Regions from separate parts of the Homo sapiens genome. Here regions 1, 2 and 4 are each linked to region 3. A link is a loop called in an ENCODE intact Hi-C map of the cell type or tissue named here. Cell type or tissue: Caco-2. All regions are shown on one strand.

Region 1 (5,000 bases), 260 kb before region 3:
CCTGCCAGTATTTATTACCCAGGTCCTGTGGCTTTCCTCCCTTGCAGGGATGCTGCTTCGCTGCCTGAACCTTACTGAGACTTGACCATAATTGATCTACAGCAAAGGGGAGAGGCAGGAGCAGATCTTCAGGACAGCAAACATTGTCTGGGAAGGTACCTGACTCAGGGGAGGTCTTTGTCTAATCATCTCCTCTAGCAATTAAGAGGGGCTAACTTCTGCCAGTCCAGTGGTTCCTGGGAATCTGGGGGTTCATGTTCTCAGGAACATCACCCCAGGCTCCCCATCTTGGGTATCAGGGCCCTATATCTTTCTTATCAGGGACCTCACTTCCCATAGGAGATACACCAGGGCTGTGAATTCAACTTCCTTTGTTACTAGAACACTCTGAAAAAGAGGGCCTGAACCTGTTTTTTTTTCCTGATCTGCCTTCCAGCTGCAGGAGATGAAGGTTTTTAAAATGCTTCCCTGGAAGCCTTCTGGCATCCACACTATGTTCTAAGTTGATGGTTGGCTGATCTGAACCTGTCATTTTCTTCTTTCGCGGTTCCAATTACAGCTAAAGACAACTAACCATCTCTACAGACTTTTGCTACCATATTGCTCAAGTGCCAGAGCTATTGCATAAGCTGATGTGTCTCCTTCCAGAGGACTCCATCTTAGTTCACTGCATATGAGGATCTTACAGAACTCAACCGCAAAATGAGTATGATGAGAATCTTACAGAATCTTTCAAAACTCCACTCAACACCAGCTATGGGGTCTTGTGACCATTGGGCTGATAAATGATCCAATTCCACAATCCCATCCCGAGGGTCTGCTTCCCAGGAGCACTTCTAGCCCCAGCTGTCTGAGACTGGGTTATCATCTCCAATTAGATCACAATGCAAGGATTTGAATGCAAGTAGTTTATTTGCAAGGGGACCCAGGAAGCATTAGTAGAGACAGAGAAGGTAGGAAGCCAATAAACAGCATGTTTTCAGGCAAGTGGGGCACCCGGGCTTAGACCCACTGGGGAACTGGGCAGCCTTCCTCAGAGTCAATCACTGCCCTGAGGGATGAGGAAGTTGGTGTATTTATCCAGCTGCACCTCATCTGTCATTGCTTAAGGGCTGCTCATGGGGGCATTAATTTGCTGGAAGCCCAAAACAGCCCTCAGCAGAGAAAAATTATGTGTTCACGTAAGGAACCATTGGTATTCAGAGGTGAGTGCCAAGGAGATATGGACCTGGCATTGTCAGCCTCCACTATGATCTTGTACCATACAAGATACAAGGATAATCTTGTATCATCCTTAGAGTGAGCTAAGGATCATCTTCCCTGAACCCCCTCCCCCCTCCGAGTGGTAGTAGCTGTGAAAAAAAAAAAAACAACCAGAGCACACCCAGCCCAAATGGGGACAGCGCTTGGAAAATCTCTTAGGGAAAGAGAGACAGGGTAGAGGCCGTGCGATCTTGGTGCTGGAGCTGTTAGGCAAGCGCAATGTTCAGGAAGCAGGGTTTCAGCTGGAGAGCTAGGAGACTCTCCTGCCCAGGAGGAGTGGCCTATGGAGGGCTTAATCCGCAAACTACCTTCTGTGGATTAACACTGTGCTCTCCAGGTAACAACGCCTTATCCCAGTTAAGAAGACTCCTCACCGAGTGACTCTTTGGGTGAGAACTGCAGTCACATGCTGTAAGAGAGTCATTTTGAGGTATGTTTTTTTTTGGTAGGATCCCTCAAATTATATTGAAAATACAGCATCAGTTTGCATTTGCATGTGATTTTCAGAGCACTTTCACATGTATCAGACTAGCTGACCCTCCTAACAGCCCAGTGAAGACAGATGAGGGTGAGTATTTTTGTCTTCATTTTACAGATGAGAAAATTGGACTCAGGAAGGTGAAGTGTCCTGCTCAAAGGTCACCATACTGGGTGGCGGTGGAGGAATTCACTCTCAGAGCTTCTGATACTCTGTCATTCAGCGCTGCTTCCTAGGCCAGCATTTCTAAACGCTCTCCTTCCATTCATTATAAAAGGAGCACCTTAGTAGCAGGAGCATATCTGGTTCATTCTGGCATCGCCAGTGCTGGCGTATTCTGGATGCTTCATGTCTGTTTGTTAAGCAAATGAATTTTTAAATCCCCCCAGAGGACTTGGGAAGCCGTGAGGCAGCCGCTATCAACTCTTCTTTCTTGTTTTTCTTCCCAAGTACACTTGCACACAACACACACCAACACAGATGCACACACACACACACTACACACACACACACACTGTCTCACACATTCTCTCTCTCACACACACTCACACACATAGTCACTCTGCCCATCTCTCTGTCACACACACATTCCCCATCTCTTTCTCTCTCTCACACACACGCTCTCCCCATCTCTCTGTGTCTGTCTTACACACACTGTCCCCATCTCTTTCTCACACACACATACACACACACGCACTCTCCCCATCTGTCTCTCACACACACGCACTCTCCCCATCTCTCTCTCTCTCACACACACACACACTCCTATCTCTCTCACACACAATCTCCCATCTCTCTCGGACACACAGGCACTCTCCCCATCTCTCTCTCTCACACACATACACAGACACTCCCATCTCACACACACACACACACACACACACACACACACACACACACTTTCTCCGTCCCTCTCGCCCCCGCTCCCTGGACCCTGAAGGCTGCACTCTTGATGCTTCTTGAAAATCCTCACGCAAGGGAACACCTGAGAAACCTAAGGAACGACAGGGGTCAGAGGAGCCCTAACATGTATGAGGAGACCCGAAATGCTCCCTGGGGCCGGCTTCTGAGTTAGAGGGAGAATCTTTACTGACTGCTGGCAGCGTTGGGATTGTCCCTCTCGCTGTCCCCGGATTTGTTCTCCCCAGGCCGGGGCCCGCTGGAAGAGACTGCCGTTCAGCGGGTGTGCAGTGACCGCAGAGAGCCACAAGAGGGAGCCAGTGCCGCGGGGAGCCGCCGGCCGCCGAGACCCCGGGGCTCAACTGAACCCACAAAAGAAATCTGGGCTGAGAGCCCGAGTGCACAACCAGGAGGCTTCGGGAGCAGGACAGACAGAGAGCATGAGGAAAACCAGAAATATGGAGTAAAACAGAGGGGAGACCAAATTTTAATTAACTTTAATATTAAAAAATAAATGGGTGGAGGACTTTCCTCGTTTACACTGCTCCGATTTGGGGGGGAACAAGCATATGTTTTTTTCATAATTAAGAATGAATAAACATATATTTTAAACAAACTGGAAAAAACAAACAAGGAGCGAGCAAAGAAGTAGGAAAATCTTGACGTTTCCCTGGAGTTCTGGGAAGAGGCAGCGCATTCCCAGCCTTGCCTTTGCGGTGGGGCCCTGCCCCCATTGTTCCTTCTTTACTGTTTCTCCTAAGAATTTTGCAGGCCTGCTGAGGGTTGAGCACACTACCTTTAGCTTGAAATGGAATAGAAGTGAATTAATAGCAGGGAATGTCGATGTTTTGTGATGACTCTTGGCTGACACCATTAAGATACCATTTTTACTCCCTTATGAAGATAATCCCTTAAGTGACTGATGCCATTAATGAACCATAAGCTTCATTGTTAGAACTTCATGAGAAACAATAGTAAAACTGATTTAGTTGCCTCTTGGAAGCCTCTATTGAGAGAACTTGTTTTGTGTATCTGAGGAGGCACAGCTATAAAGCAATGAGAATGTTTTTAATTAAGCATCTTAGTTCTCATAAATCTAATTGACACTTTTCCTACAAACCACGGGGACCAACAGGACTCTTATAAGCAAACCCAAAGCATTTGGCTGAGGAAATTTGCCCCCAGAGTCCATTTAGGAAAAAAAATAATAATAATAATAAATCAATTTATGTCATGCCTCTTCGGGATTCCAAATGTTATTAGCTATATTAAAATGTGTTTTATTCATTTGAATTTAGCTGTGAGTGATGCAAAGCTCTTCTAGAAATTAATCCACCCTCAGAAGATGAAGACTCCCCACCTCCATTGGAGGCTGTGGTGCCAGGAGAAGCAGTGAGGGACAAACGGCAAATGGCCTTGGCGTTAGGGGCTGGAGCTGTCCTTTTGGTGGGAGAAGAGGTTGAACGCCCCAGCTGCCTGTTGGATGCCCTCTTAGCTACCCTGGGCCCAGGCAGCTGATGTGGTTAGAGATGCCTGGGGCAGCCTGGGGAAGTGAAACTTTTATACCTTCCCATTCCTTCCCAACATTTTGCATATCATAATTACATAGAAAAGGCCACTATTTGTGTAAAAAGCTAGAACTGAAAGATATTTGGAGGCATCTGTAGGGGAGTTGGAGAAAATTTTCATTATATTTTCCTATATAATGGTGACTATTGAATTTGTATGAAACTTCCAAAGAAAATCTTCTAACACTTTTAATGAGAAGCTTGAGTTTGCTTCCATGGACATAATTTGTATGTCACCATCACTGACTTTGTATCAGAAGGGGATATGAATTTTAAGACAAGTTTTACAACTGTAAAACTGTAACGATTTGTAACAATTCCTCAAGACCCTTAAATGATAAGTTCTTCAAAGTTTTGATAGTCACCATCACTGACTTTGTATCGGAAGGGGATACGAATTTTAAGACCAGTTTTACAACCATTCAAAAAGTTACATTTGAAATTGTAACAAAAGAGAATTCAACTTTTCTTCTTGTTTCATTGACAAAGGGAATGTTGACATTTCCTGTGATAAGGGAACGGATTTTGAATCCAATGGAATATTTTCAGGTTAAGCATTTCAAAATAAGGGACTCTAATTTGCAGAAAGAGCATGTACCATCAGAGTGCTTGCCTTGCAGCAAATAGCCAGAAGTATCCCAGGAATACAAGACAGAGATTAGGAAGCCTGGACGTTTTCTGTCCCCTCATTCTTTGTTGGTCACACCTTGGGTCCCTGGTGCCAGACTCCTCTGGCAACTGCCTAGATCCCTGATCTAGACAGGCAGTACTGTACTCTACAGCTATGAAGC
Region 2 (5,000 bases), 530 kb before region 3:
AATAAATTAAAAATAGTAAAGTGAAGAGAATATAAACAACTATGACCAGGTTCATGAATCACAGGCAATGACATCTCTGTCACAGCTACTGCCTGGCCAACAGCAAACACAAGATACCATCAGATTGTATGACTCATCCCAATTTCTCTGCAGTATTAAAATAGGAAAACGGTAGAATTGTGAAACACCGTATATTTAAAAGAGCAAGACAATAAGAGGGCAAGAAAAGATATAAGAAACAAAACTACATAAAGTGCTTTGCATTTATTTGTTCATTCATGTTTTCTTTATTGAGTATTGACCATAGGTAAGGCAGTACACTCTGAGGTAATAGTGGTGAACAAGCAGTTCCCCAGCTCCTGCCCTCAGATACCTTACAATTCAGCAGGGAGACTGACATTAAGGAAATAGAGTCAATCTTCATTATTTGTGGATTCCGAATTTGTGAATTTGCCTTTGGGTCAGTCTACTAGGGCTGCCATAACAAAATACCACAGACTGGGTGCTTGAGCAACAGAAATATATTTTCTCACTGGGGACTATAAGTCCAAGATTGGGGTGCTAGAAAATTTGGTTTCCAGTGAGACCTTTTTTCCCAGCTTGCAGTTGGCTGCCTTCTCACTATTGGTCATGTTGTGAAGAGGGAAGGAGAGATACAGAGACAGGAGAAGAGAGGAAAGAGGAGGGAAGGAGGCTTCTCTGGTATCTCTTTCTCTTCTTATAAGGGCACCAGTTCTATCAAATTAGGGCCCACTCTTATATAAGACTGCATTTAACTTTAATTGCCTTCTTAAAGGTCTATCTCAAAATACAGTCACATTGGGGGTTAGGGCTTTAACATATGAATTTTGGGAGGATACAGGACAGTCTATAATAGCCTGCCTGCTAAAATTTACTTGTAACCCCCAAATCAATATTTGCAGCACTTCTGTGGTCATTTATAGACATGTGCAAAGCAGCAAGAAATTTGTATTGTCTATTGCACACGTTCCTGAGGCTGAACAAGGTGACTCCCTGACTTCTTATTTTGGCTCCCATATTGTAAACAAGTATTCTTTTTGTGGTCTATTATTCCCATATTTTTCTCATTTTTGTGCTTTTTGTTGGTGATTTCACAGTTTAAAATGGCCCCAAACATCGTGCTGAAGTGCTGTCTAGTGTTCCTAAGCAGAAGGGTGCAATGTGTCTTACAGATAAAACATGTTAGATAAGCTTCATTCAGGTATGAGCTGGCCATGATTTCATTGTTAATGAATCAACAATATATACTAGGCTGGGCGCAGTGGCTCATGCCTGTAATCCCAGCACTTTGGGAGGCTGAGGCCGGTGGATCACTTGAGGTCAGGAGTTTGAGACTAGCCTGGTCAACATGCTGAAACTCCATCTCTACTAAAAATAAAAATTAGCCAGGCGTGGTGGCATATGCCTGTGGTGCCAGCTACTTGGGAGGCTGAGACACGAAAATTGCTTGAACCTGGGAGGCGAAGGTTGCTATGAGCTGCCATTGTGCCACTGCACTTCAGCCTGGGCAACAGAGCCAAACTCCATCTAAAATATATATATATATATATTTCATTTTATATATATATTTCATTATATGTATATGTGTGTGTGTATATATATACACACATATGTATATATATATACACATATGTATATATACACATATACATATAATGAAATTCTTTAATGGCAACACACCTAAAACAAGGTTGTGTATTGACCAGTTGATGAAAATGTGACCAGAGGTTCGCAAGATCCTAACCGTATATTTCCCCTAAAAGCAGTGGTTCAATATTTGCAACTTCATGGAACACGAACTACCAAAAATAACAATAACTGTAACTGAAATTAATTGTTTAATAATTGCAGTGTGAAGACACATTATAAGATTCTATGAGAAGGTTCTATAGAAGCATCATAAACATCTATATTTAATATATTCATTCAACATATTTGCAGAGTGAAAAAATACTGCATATCAGAAAAAATAATAGATGAGGGGAGAAATTAACATTGGAGTCTCATTATGCAGTATATAGCTCAAAGTGTGATGGGCTTTCATGAGTTCTGCTGGGTATTGTTTATTTGTTCATTTTTTTGTGTTTTTAACAAAATAAGATTGCTACAATAGTAGGACTTTCAAGGCTGTGAGTTTTTCAGTTCCAAATTTGGAATCTACACTAAAAACTGTGAATGCATCTGGAGTGGGGGGAGCCAGGGGACTGGAGGGCGGCAGCTTTTTGCTGTGGTGGATGAAGATAGGAGGTTAGGGAAAATACCAGCCCCTGGTAGAAAGTAAACCCAGAAAGAAATTTGAAAATTAAGAAGTTTCTCTATTCTTGGCTCCTACAAGGAAGCAAAACAAAGAAAGAAAGGCGTAGATCAGTTTTTAAAGTTTTTGTGATAATTACCTTTTTTCCAGTTTGAAAACATTTTCTAATTAAATAATTTGATCTCATATACATAAGGGAGGCACTGAAGTGATTATTTTTCCAGTTCCATTAAGGGCTTGTGTTCTGACTTACAACCACCAGGTGGAGACAAAACAAAACTAAAGTATTTCCCATATTTTGAGCTTTATATTGAATTTGAGCAATTCTTTAAATCAGGAGTATGGAGAATTTTTTTTTTCTTTTCTCTTGTGAATAAGCCACTCACAGGGCCAAAAACTTCATAGATCAAAGATCACATACAAATTCAAAACAAGCACAATTTTTGAAGAGAGCCATAATGTGTTCAAATCAATATCTGTTAAAATTAAAACTGGGAAACATGTATATTTTAAATAAGTTTTTAAAAAGTAAATATATTTTCATCCTGCAGGAGCCAGATTAAAAAAAATAAAATTTTCAGGTGACACTATGGCCAGTTAGAGAATGTGAAAGATGAAGTAGAGAAAAATAGGAAAAAACAAAACAACAAGGAGAAGAAAGAAAGAGGAAGAACAAAGCAGACACAGACACAGACAGGCATACACAGAGTGAAACACTGAGTGGCTGAAGCTGGCCTAGAGTGTGAGATTGACACACAGAGACAGCCAAGGTCCATGCCTGTTATGGGGCCAGCATGGTTTTGATCCTTCTTCTCCAAGTGTACTGAGGGTATCCGGGTCAGCAGTCCCACAGAGCTCTTTAAAAGGCTGATTAACCTCCAACCATCCCCTTTCTGAACTGCGAATTGGTTCTGCTTTTATTTTCAAACTTCAAAGTTTAATTTCAAAATGAAGATTTCTCTTTCCATCAAAATTGAAAGATTTTTCCCACTCCATGTAAAGGGGGTAGGAAAACCCCTTTAAAAACTCGAGTTTCTAAAAGTTCCCTCTTTGTAACTTTAGAAATTTGGGGGTGATATAGTTAATATTCACAGGTGGTCAGGTAGCCTTATTCCTGTTATTTTTTATTTGGGGGTTTCTCATTTCATAGTAGTTGGAAGTTATAATTCTAGTGGCCATATAATTGTTCTGAACCTTATTGACAATCAAACCTACTGTGTGCACGTGTGCGTGTGCTAGCAGTCACATGCCCGTGTGCCTATTTAGAGCCCTGTGAAGATGTTCTACCAGAGGAACAAAGACAGAATTTCCTCTCTGGGAAGATGGGGTAACAGCAGACCCTTCTGTCTGCCTATTGAAGGATCCAAAAGTTTCAGTCACCATAGCTCATCACAAAGAGGAGGAAATGGCCCTCACTCTGCAGTTCACTTCTCATTATTTACAAGGAACTGGATGCAATGAAGTTAGGAGCAAGGTCCTAGTAATGAGCTGAACTTCTCCATGAGTCTCATTGTTCAGATGAAATGTGGGGCACAGTTTGTCATTGTAACTAGAAAGTAATGGGGGCGGGGTATTGGAACGAGCCTGTTTTAGAAAAACTCATCTCATAGGCATTGTGAATCATTACAATTTATCACATTTGAGACTTTGGTAAAAGTATATGAAAGTTGGTAGCCTTTTGATAAAAATGTCACATTTCTTCCTATAACACTTGGGGAATTTTAAAAAATTGGAGCAAAGGCTGGGCGCGGTGGCTCATGCCTGTAATCCCAGCACTTTGGGAGGCCGAGGCAGGCGGATCATGAGGTCAGGAGATTGAGACCATCTTGGCCAACATGGTGTAACCCCATCTCTACTAAAATACAAAAAAATTAGCTGGGTGTGGTGGTGTGTGCCTGTAGTCCCAGCTACTCGGGAGGCCGAGGCAGGGGAATCGCTTGAAGCCGGGAGGCGGAGGTTGTGGTGAGCCAAGATCGCGCCACTGCACTCCAGCCTGGTGACAGAGCAAGACTCCATCTCAAAAAAAAAAAAAAAAAAAAAAAATTGGAGCAAAAAAATAAAAAGCCAACACTGTCTTGTCATTTAACAAGTACCTACTTACTTTTTAAGAGCATTAAAATTGCCTCACTGGAAGCCAGCTGTGTGACCTTGGGCTACTCATTCAACCTCTCTGGGTGTCTGAGTCTCAAAGGTGGAGCATGCAGTCCTGGGGACATGGGCAAGATGATCCATTGAGGAGCTGGAGGAAATGTTAGAAATTTTACTTATAATTTTCCATCTAAAATGTAAGGGAAAATGTTAAGCTTTACTAATATTTGGTATATGGATTGACTGAGTACAAGTATATAATTTGATACCCAAAGGACTATAAATCAGGCTGCTATAAAGACACATGCACACGTATGTTTATTGCGGCACTATTCACAATAGCAAAGACTTGGAACCAACCCAAATGTCCAACAATGATAGACTGGATTAAGAAAATGTGGCACATATACACCATGGAATACTATGCAGCCATAAAAAATGATGAGTTCATATCCTTTGTAGGGACATGGATGAAATTGGAAACCATCATTCTCAGTAAACTATCGCAAGAACAAAAAACCAAACACCGCATATTCTCACTCATAGGTGGGAATTGAACAATGAGATCACATGGACACAGGAAGGGGAATATCACACTCTGGGGACTGTGGTGGGGTCGGGGGAGGGGGGAGGGATA
Region 3 (5,000 bases):
TGCACGTTTTCTCCTTTCCGGTTCTGGTGGCTACCTCAGTTTCTTTCCCAATCTCCCTCCATTTTTTCTGTTTTACTATTGCCTACCGCAGTGCTGTAGACAGAATCCACTTTGCGTTTGCCCAGAAAGAAAACTGATTACTGAGATGGGAGGGGAAGGGAAGTTGGAAAGAAACGGGAGTCGTGGCTAGAAAAATAGGAGGGAAATATGAATTTGGAAAAGCACTGATGTCCAGGGGTTGAAGTCCATCTCATCACGTATATTTCTAGTTACTCTAAGCAGAGAAGTGAACACATCAAAGAACAGGCTTTATTTTGGGAGACTTTGAAGCAACTTTAAATTTGATGAAACATGATTTACTGTAATGGGACTGAATATGATAGACCAGCTTTGTTCAGAGTTGATAGCTGAATTTTTACCATTACGTGAACACTTTCAGGCACCAGCTGACTTAATACAGTTTATAAATAACTCTTTAAGTTTGCACTTTGTCTAGTGTCAACTGTCAACTCTTTACAGTTTCTTTGTATAGACTGGTCTTGGTTAAGAGACGACATCATTAACTGAAGTCAAATCAACTCATGTAAAATATGTGATTATATAGGATTAAATAATTATTTAGAAAAGACTGAATCTTGGTTTTACATTAGTGAAATGTGGCTATCTGGCAGTGGTAGCATAAGCCTAGCTACAGCCCTTCCTGTTACATCAAGCCCTAAAAGGAGTTAACTACAACTTAATGTGTGTGTGTTTTTTTTTTTTCTTTTTGGTGGGGGGCAGCCAATAGAAATAGATATGATTGTAGGAAAAGACCGGGAAGGTTTCTTTACCAACGGTTTGACTCTTGGCGCGAAGAAATGCTCAGTGATCAGAGATAGTCTATACGTCGATGGTGACTGCACAATGGACATCCGGACAAAGAGTCAAGGTGGGGAGCCAACATACAATGTGGCTGTCGGCAGAGCTGGTAGAGGTGAGTAAGGCATTCTTTTGGTTAAAGTTGCATGCCACATTACAACTTATTAAGCAGTTTCTTTTAACATTTTGAATAAAAGTTAGTCCATAATGGCTATTAAGGTGGTTTTTGTGAACTGCCCAGCACTATGGAGAAGCACTGCTTTAGTTTTACCTACTCTACAGCATCTATGACCTGGCCTCTTAGATCCTGATTTTGTTTCTACGATAGAATATTCGTATGAACTCACTTTCAGCTTTATTAAACTTAAAAGTCTCTTAAACTGCTTGACATGTCAAATCATAATCCTGTGGTGTTTCAGATTGTTAAATTGTTCGAATCACTTGGTTATTTTAGTCCCTTTTGGTGTGTGTTTGACCTTTGGATCTCTTTTCTTTTTTTTCTTGCTTGTATTCTAACCATTTCACTACTCAGCATAAAGAAGGAAAAATTAACATCCGTTCATTTTTCAGTTAGGAACTTTGCTGGGGAAAAGATAATTAGATGAGGATTTTGGAGTAAGTTGTCCATTCACTGAAATATTTTCAAAGATTGTGTCTGAGACTTAGATTTGAAAAGTAGGAAATTACATTTAGTTTGTATACTTGGTCCAGAAATTCAGGTGTCTCCAGACTGTTGTCAGCATTATAGAAACTCTTAATTGCACTAAAGAAGTCTCCCTACTTTTTCAAAATAAACTTTTGAAATTGAGTTTTATTATGACATCTAATTGATTTACAAATACATTTTAATGTGTTAACGCATACGAATATTTTGTAAATAGAGAGTGCTTCTGTAGCCTCACATAGCTGACTTGGCACATCTAATTTTAATAACAGCTCTACCATGTGAGGGGAGTTGAAGCTGCTGTGAGTTATAATTAATGCTATGGCTCTACCAGCTCCCTGTGATTATCCTAAAAGTTACTCGTATTCTGGTGTGAGTTGATGTTTATAAGGATTTATAAGAAAATTAGATGACTTTGAAATAGTGACAAATCTCTTTAAACCTTAGCTGCACTATACGCTGAAAAGAAGCGTCAAACACAAGACAAAAAACCAGAATATTTTATACGATACAGCACTACTGACATCTAGTGGTAGTGAATATAAAATTTGACATATACATATATTTTGGGTTATACACCTTTGAATTGCATCATAGAAGAGCAATTAGAAATCGTAAACCTATTTTTTTAGACGCAATTAAAAACAAGGCTACTACGGTGAAGTTATCAGTAAGCAAACACCTTAAATAATTTAATTTGGCCTTTTCTGAATGATACTGAGTATGCTACTTAAAATTTGATCTTCATTTTCCTCTGGAAATAATAGATACATTTAGCCTCACTGGTAAAACTTAATAGTTTAAACTTATCAAGCATGTTAAAATTTGGGGAGAGTTTGTAAGTAAGTAACTCCCCAGGTTTATTAAGTTTATATTTTGGGGGCAAGTAATAACATGTACTTGACATCAGCCAGAATTTTTTTGCCCTAAAATAGAAGACAAATGGTCACTTTTTTTTTTTTCTGTAGCTAGTGTAAAGATAGTTGTATAGAACTTTTGCTTGCATTGATTGGCTTCCAAGATGCAGTCAAGTTTACTATTTTCTGTTTAGTATATTACTAGTTTGAAAGTTCTTTTTGGAAACCTACTTGACTTCAGTGCTTGGCAGTTCATGGAAAACTAACTTAATGTTAACTTATTAATCCGGGTTCTGTCTGCTAAAACTTATGTGACTTTCTTGATTAACACTTCTTTTGAAACACTTTTCTTCTTTCTCTTTCAGTCTTGGTCTTTGTAATGGGAAAAGAAGGGGTCCATGGAGGCGGATTGAATAAGAAGGCATACTCAATGGCAAAATACTTGAGAGACTCTGGGTTCTAGCTGCTAGGCAGACTGTTAAGTATTAGGGGAAAATTGCTCTTAAACTTTCCTAGCTATAAGCTTAAGTCTTAATTCTGGAAATTTTATTAGCAATGCAGGGTGATGGGGTATGAACCTGTGTCTCCTTTGTATCCCTCTGTTGGTGGGGAAAGGTGTCTTTCTTTCTGCCCTCCCCCCCCAAAATAATTCTGTTCACTTTTGTTTTGTTTCCTTGTGTACTCCAGCATTGGTTATAGTCATGGGAAAGGAAGGTGTCCACGGAGGCACACTTAACAAGAAAGCATATGAACTCGCTTTATACCTGAGGAGGTCTGATGTGTAAGCAGCCTCTCCCCATCTACCTAGCAACTGTCTTCATCAACAACCCTAATTATGGTCACAATGCTACCAAACTGTAGATGGTAGCTAATTTTTCTTTACCTATTTTCTAATGTCATGATTCCTGTTTGCCCAATGGATCATTTGTATGTTAACCACTGTATGTAACCAACCCTTATCTGGCAACATAATTGCAGCACAATAATGATTTGCATGATACCTTGAAATTGGGGGGAGGGGGCATGCCAAGTTGGGCATCACTTTGTCTTAGCAATTAATGGGATATTGATTACTAAAATAAGTTAATATTAAGCAAGGTGCCGGTTGTACAATCTCTGATCAGTGTCTTTTCAGCACTTTGAGCATTTACTTGGCTCATTTAGTCTTCCTTTTGTAGCGCATGGTTGGGAGGAAAAAGTGCATGCATCATTCCTTCACTCTTCTCTTTTTCCCGCCCCCCCTCCCTTCGCACATAGGCATTTGGTTTGCTTCCATCTTTTTTTATGCAGTGCCTGTTTTTTTTTAACCAATTAAAATCCCTTTTGTTGATGAGCTATTGAGAGCTGCAGTAGTTTGCTTTTAGTATTGTTGTTGCACTTGAGCAGAGACAAACCTTTATTCATAGTGTCTACAGGACATATGAAGAGTGCAATGGCAAAACAAGAGCAAAAAGCACTTCCTCCCATGACCTTACAGTAACCATACTGATTGAATCCCCAGGGACATTCCATCATTGCAATAGCTCAGATTTTTCTTCCTTTTTCTTTGCACACCAGCTCTACTCTTTAGTAAAATTGTAAAAGGCTGCCATTATGGACATTAGGTATCCCAACATAACCATCTGGAGTGTGTCCAGTTTGTTCTTCATAGGACCAATTTTTATTTGCAGCTTGAGTTTTTATATGAAGTTGCATTATTGTGGACTTGGCTGTCTTGTGATGAATTTTTTTCATATGTATTCTGTGCCATACTATTGTTAAAATGAACTGTTGCTATTGTGAGATGGATTTTAACTGACCTATTAAGGGTTTCTTTCGAATGGCACTACTTTAGGGACATTCTAGTATTTGCTTCTATTGTTTGGGCCTTGTGGATAATGTACAGATTTAAAAACAAATCTTGTTGCTGATTTGTCCATTTCTTTCCCTGCACTTTGTTACATCTGGGATACAGTCTAACTCATCTGATTTAATATGCATTTAAAAAAATGCCATAACTATTAAACACCTTGTTTACAGACAGATGAAATAAATTTATTCCAACCAAATACTCTAGGCTCCTGTTGTTTATATACATTGTTTATATAAACTGTTAAAAGTTGATTTTTGACAAAGTGGGAATACACAGAATAGGCCAAAGTCTGCTGCAAGCATAAAACTTCAGCAATATTAGGTGATGGCCTACTTCAAGTAATATTACAGATAAAATTAGTGCCTGGGAATTTCTTTTTAATGGACTCTGATCTGTTACACATAGCTTTTAGTCATTTCAGGCTCATCTTCAGGAGTATGTGAGAAGCAACTGACTTATCTGCTAGAAAATAAGTATTTTCCTCTTCTTGCTGGTTTCTAGATGTGAAATCTAATAGTAAAGGGAGTACCAAGAAGGGTTTCTGCACTATTGTGGATTTTTCTGTATTGAAATGTCATATGACTTTAGATTTGGAAGCTGTGTTGGCAGGCTGAAGTCAGCCAGCTGGGGCCCTCCCACATAAGAGCAGAAGACATTCCTTAGGCAGCATATAAGATAATTGGGATGCTTTTGCATTTTTTGGCTTTGTAGTGACATGTTGACCATGGCTGTGTAATAGGTTTAAATCCAGAGGCCATAAAATCCCTGA
Region 4 (5,000 bases), 220 kb before region 3:
AAGACCCCTATGTGAAAATCATGAAGCATTATTGAGAGAAATTAAAGACTTATATAAATAGAAAGACATGCGATATTCATATATTGTATACTTAATATTATAAAGATGATAATTTTTCTCCTGTAGTCTACAGATTTAATGCAAACCTGTGATTCTAAATTTTATATGAAAATACAAAGGTTTAAGGATGGCCAAGATACTCTTGAAAAACAAATGAGAGGACTTGCTCTCCAGGATATGAAGATGTATTGGTTCTAGTAATTAGGACAGTTTGATATGTTTTTATTTTATTATAAATTGATAGTTTCTAATTGTATGTATTTATGGGGCACCAAGTGATGTTTTGATTTATAAATACAATGTGGAAAAAAATAAAAATAAAGCTAATTAACATATCCATCACCTCAAATACTTTAAACTTTTTGTGGTGAGAACTTTTGAAATTTACTTTTAGCAATTTAAAAATGTACTATTTTTATACTATTATAAATAGTATTAATAATAGTATTAATTATGTATACTATTATTAATTCTATTCACCATGCTGTGCAATTGATATTTTAAAAACCTTACTCCTCTCATCTAACTGAGGTTTTGTTTCCTTTGACCATCATCTCCCCATTTGCCCCACCCCCCCATCCACCATTCTACTCTCTGCTTCTATGAATTTGATTGTTTAGATTCCACAATTTTCTTCTTCTTAAAGGCTGAGTAGTAGTCTATTATTTATATATACCGCATTTTCTATATTCATTCACCTGTTGATGGACACTTAGGTTGCCTCCATAACTTGTGCTACATAATAGTGCTACAATAAATGGGAGTCTAGACATCTCTTTGACAAATCTTTTGGGTAAATACCTATAGGTGACATTGCTGGGTCATACAGTAATTCCATTTTTAGTTTTTTGAGAAACCTCCATACAGTTATCAATAATGGCTGTACTAATTTACATTCCCACTAATAGTGTACAAATGTTCCCTTTTCTCCACATCCTTGCCAACTTACCCTTTGTCTTTTTTATAATAGCCATGCTGACGGGTGTGAGATCTGAGGTTTTAATTTGTATTTCTCTAATGATTTAGTAATGTTGAACATTTTTTCATGTATCTGTTAGCTATTTGTATGTTTTCTTTTGAGAGTTATGTATATAAGTTGTTTCCCAATTTTTTAACTGTTTTTTTCTTGCTGTGGAGTTGTCCAAGTTTCTTAAATATTTTGGATATTAACCTTTTATCAGATGTATGGCTTGCAAATATTTTCTCTCAATCTGTAGGTTATTTCCTTTGCTGTGCAGAGCTTTTTAGTTTGATGCAATCCCATTTGTCTATTTTTGCTATTGCTGCCTATGCTTTTGGGGTTAAATGAAAAACTCATTGACCAGATTAATGTCATGTAGGTTTTCCCCTATGTTTTCTTCTAGGAGTTTTACAGTTTCTGGTCTTACTTTTAAGTCTTTAATCCATTTGAGGTGACTTTTTGTATATGGTGTGAGATAAGGGTCCGATTTCATTCTTCTGCATGTGGATATTCAGTTTTCTAAACACCATTTATTGAAGAGACTAGGCTTTCTCCATTGTGAATTCTTGGCACCTTTGCCAAAAATCAATTGACCGTAGATGTGAGAGATAATTTCTGGGCTCTCTATTCTGCTCCATTAGTCTATGTGTCTAGTTTTTTGCCAGTACCATGCTGTTTTAGTTATTGTAGCTTTTTAGTATGGTTTGAAATCAGATAGTGTAGTGCCTCCAGCTTTGTTCTTTTTGCTCATAATTGCCTCTGCTATTCAGGTTTTTGTGGTTCCATATGAAGTTTAGTATTTTTTTCTATTTCTATGAAAAATGACACTGGAATCTTGATAGGGATTGCATTGAATCTGTAGGTTACTTGGACAGTTTTATATTCAGGCAAGGTAGAACAATGGAACAGAGTAGATCATTCTCAAACTCACACACAAATGAACACGATTGATGACAAGGGTGGTACTGTAGAACAGTGGGAAGAGGAGTGTCTTTCCAACAAATAAACCTGGGACAATTGGAAACCCAAATAGGAAAAATAAAACTTGACCACTACCTTCTGTCTAATAAAATGTCAATTCCAGGAGACTAGGCCTAAATGCAAAATGCAAAACAATAAAGATTTGAGAGGTAATATAGGACAATGTCTTCCCTCAGGGTAGGGAAATATTTTTTAAATAAGATACAAAACAAAAATCATAAGAGTTATAAATTGAGTTTCATAAAAATTAAGAACCTCTGTTCCTAAAGAGACACCAATTAAACAAATGAAAAACAAGCCTTGACTGAAGGACTATATCTCAACATATGTAACTAATAAAGGCCTCTTAACCAGAATATATAAAGAATAAGTACAAATAACTAAGAAAAAGGCAGACCTTGGGAAATTGGCCAACAGACTTGAATAAATAATTCTCAAAAGAGGATATCTACATAGACAAGAAACATATGGGAAGTGCTTGACTTCACTAGTAACTAAGAAAATGCCAACTAAAACACCATGAAGTATCCTGACCCCACCCATCAGAATGACAAAAATGAAACTGGCTGACAATACTAACTTTTGCAGATGATAAGGAGCAAAGGGAACCCTCATAGTCTTGATGAGAGTGTAAACTGTTATATTTCCCTTGGAAAGCAGTTAGTCATTGTTTACTGAAGTTGAAGGTATGTGAACCCTATGACCCATCAATTACAAATACTTGCACAAATGTCCCCAAAGTCATAATATACAGGATCCCATTTATGGGCCTCCCCAGATTGCTCTGGACGTTGTCAAGTCCCCAGATCATGATTTTATAACAACAAAGAAGCCTGCGCTCCTGTCCTAGGAGGAAACATTTCATGTGTAGTTACTGATAAGCAAGACCTTAAGATAATTTAGTCTTCTTTCCGTTCCTGGGTTCATTCCCAGACAAAGGTGATGTCAGGCTTGTACTGTGCGCTAAATTCCCACAGCCCAGCGGCTCTGGCTTTTTCGGTAAAATTTTTAGGCGGAAGATAAGGTGCGTTTTTCATTTGGTACTCGCCCTTCAGAAAGGAGCTAACTGTTCAGGATGCCGCTGGTCTTGTTTCGTAACAACGCTAGATGGAGCTCCTTCTTTTCGTTCCTTCTTGACTCTCGCCAGCAGCGTGGGCCCCGCAGTTTCTCACAACCCTGAGCGGGTGCCCTTGCACTTCCCGCAGGACAAGGACGTCGCCGTCCACCACCCAGGAATTAATTCGCGATGTCTTTACTCTGGGGGAGGGTGCAGTGCTCCTTTCCCTCAGGACAGCTAAGAGGCTTAAGGGGTGTTCTAGTCAGCTTCATTCTTCTGCTTCTAGGCAAGCGTGAGATCAAATGATTTCGAACCTACAGTTCACTGCCTTTTCCTTAGAGACGGGAGGGAAGCGGAATCCATGAACTCCCACTTCAGCGACAACCTTGATTATAACCTTCTGAGTAGCAACTATCTCCCCCTAGCATACAAAGAAGGACTCAATACATTTTTTATTGTTTACTGAAAAAATAACATTACATCATCGTAGGGAAAAGGAAGAGAATTAGCAGGAGAAATGAGTAAATGATTGGTCTGTAATCCACATGTACTGGGGTCACTCTGCTCCTGACCAACCTACACCTCCACCCCCACAAAGCTGATAGTAAATTCCTAATGAGAATAGTCTCGGCTTCAGTGTTGCCTCTGCAAGGCAACCATTCATTCTCAAGCAGAGCCTCCATTCATCACCATATCCTCTGCTTTATTTTTCTCATGTATTTATCTGTTCAGTTATTTATTGTCTGTCACTCCATTAGATTGTGAGTTCCCATGGACTTTGTCTATCTAGTTCCAGGCATGGTCCTCATGCTCTGGAATAGTCCTAGGCACATATTGGGTGCTCAATGTTTGTGGAGTGAATGGTCCTGTGATTCCAAGCTCCATCTGGATCCATTTTGTTTATGGGTCTTCTCCTGCCTGTATATGCTGTCTGCATTCCACAGTTTGTCAACTTGTCTGTGGAACTGTAGCCCTTCCTTAGGTGCCCCTGAAAAACCTCCCATAGAAGGTGTCTTTGATGTGAAAACCTCCACTGAAAATTTGGGTAGACAGCGGGAGCTACATAGAGGTGACCAGACAGTCTAACGCTCAACATTCATGTTTCCTGGATTTAACAGTCTCGTCTCCATCCCCATCACTGAGACCATCCATAATGCCCCATCCCGTGGACCCCTCTGGCATCTCAGAGTCTTGCTGTCACCTCTCTCTTTTCATCTCTTTTCCTTTTTTCAACTCTTTTCATACTTTTATGCTGAATAACTCAATTCAACTCTTCCTAGATCCTTCTCTGAGCCCAGGTTTGCCCATCTAAAACCCATCAATGTACTAGCCAAACTACAGAGCAGTCTCCCTTAGAAAACCTAAAGTTCAGAGATAGAACAGTGTTTTCTTATAATAGCGCCCCCTTTTCTTTACAACTAAGATGTTCACCAGTTTATCTGATTCTGTTACTTTACCTTTCTGTCCCCCAAAATAGTTAGAATAAATACCCAGTGTCCTTCCTATCCTCCAACATTTTTAGCTAGAATAAAAGTGATTTAAAAGATGACAGATGGAGACCTTGAGGTAGATAAATAAACCACTAAAAGTATGGAGCCTAAGGCTAAGTGTAGAAGTGGCGAGAGACAGGGAAACTTTCTTTAACCTTGCCTTGATGATTGCCTAAGACGTAGGTGGGGTGTCTGTATTTATTAGCCTAAGATCTGTATTCATAGGTGGGAGGAGTTGAAAAGAGTCATCATTTAGATTCTTGAATTTCCTTTGCTCCCCATAAGCCTCCTCTGGCCTTTCACATGTGTTAAGTAAAACTAGCTGCTGAAACAGATACACCTATAATCTCAGAGATTTAATAAGGTTTATTTTCTATTCACATCAGAGTCCAAGACACATTGTATGGCCTTCCATGTGAACGTTCAGAGGCCCAGGCCCCTTCCACCTTGT

What was found. Hi-C counts contacts between places; a loop is a spot of excess contacts. Peaks named below come from ENCODE experiments on the same cell type or tissue, not always from the same donor. Only the 100,000 strongest peaks of a DNase experiment are listed, where the experiment ranks them.
Region 1: a loop joins it to region 3, with 22 times the contacts of the local background. A loop is called at or near these places in 63 of 110 quality-filtered maps.
Region 2: it touches region 3 in a loop (4-fold over the local background); 45 of 110 quality-filtered maps call a loop at or near these places.
Region 4: it touches region 3 in a loop (15-fold over the local background); 99 of 110 quality-filtered maps call a loop at or near these places.

The regions. Positions count from the first base shown.
Region 1 is chr3:150,219,392-150,224,391 of GRCh38, reverse strand. No RefSeq gene overlaps it. Among named protein-coding and RNA genes, the nearest start is that of LINC01213, 17 kb to the left of the region's middle. In Caco-2, a CTCF peak has its summit at 2,937 (motif pointing right); a DNase peak (open chromatin) is centred at 2,941; H3K4me3 peaks cover 200 bases.
Region 2 is chr3:150,493,303-150,498,302 of GRCh38, reverse strand. No RefSeq gene overlaps it. Among named protein-coding and RNA genes, the nearest start is that of SERP1, 51 kb to the left of the region's middle. In Caco-2, CTCF peaks have their summits at 2,356 and 2,556 (motif pointing right); no DNase peak of the experiment used is centred here.
Region 3 is chr3:149,964,331-149,969,330 of GRCh38, reverse strand. It overlaps PFN2 (profilin 2), which reads left to right. Exons shown (of 3, transcript NM_053024.4): 2 at 781-973; 3 at 2,745-4,427. The coding sequence ends at 2,842. Among named protein-coding and RNA genes, the nearest start is that of PFN2, 4.1 kb to the left of the region's middle. In Caco-2, CTCF peaks have their summits at 1,815 and 2,021 (motif pointing left); no DNase peak of the experiment used is centred here; H3K4me3 peaks cover 494 bases.
Region 4 is chr3:150,182,458-150,187,457 of GRCh38, reverse strand. No RefSeq gene overlaps it. Among named protein-coding and RNA genes, the nearest start is that of LINC01213, 54 kb to the left of the region's middle. In Caco-2, a CTCF peak has its summit at 3,093; a DNase peak (open chromatin) is centred at 3,127; H3K4me3 peaks cover 382 bases.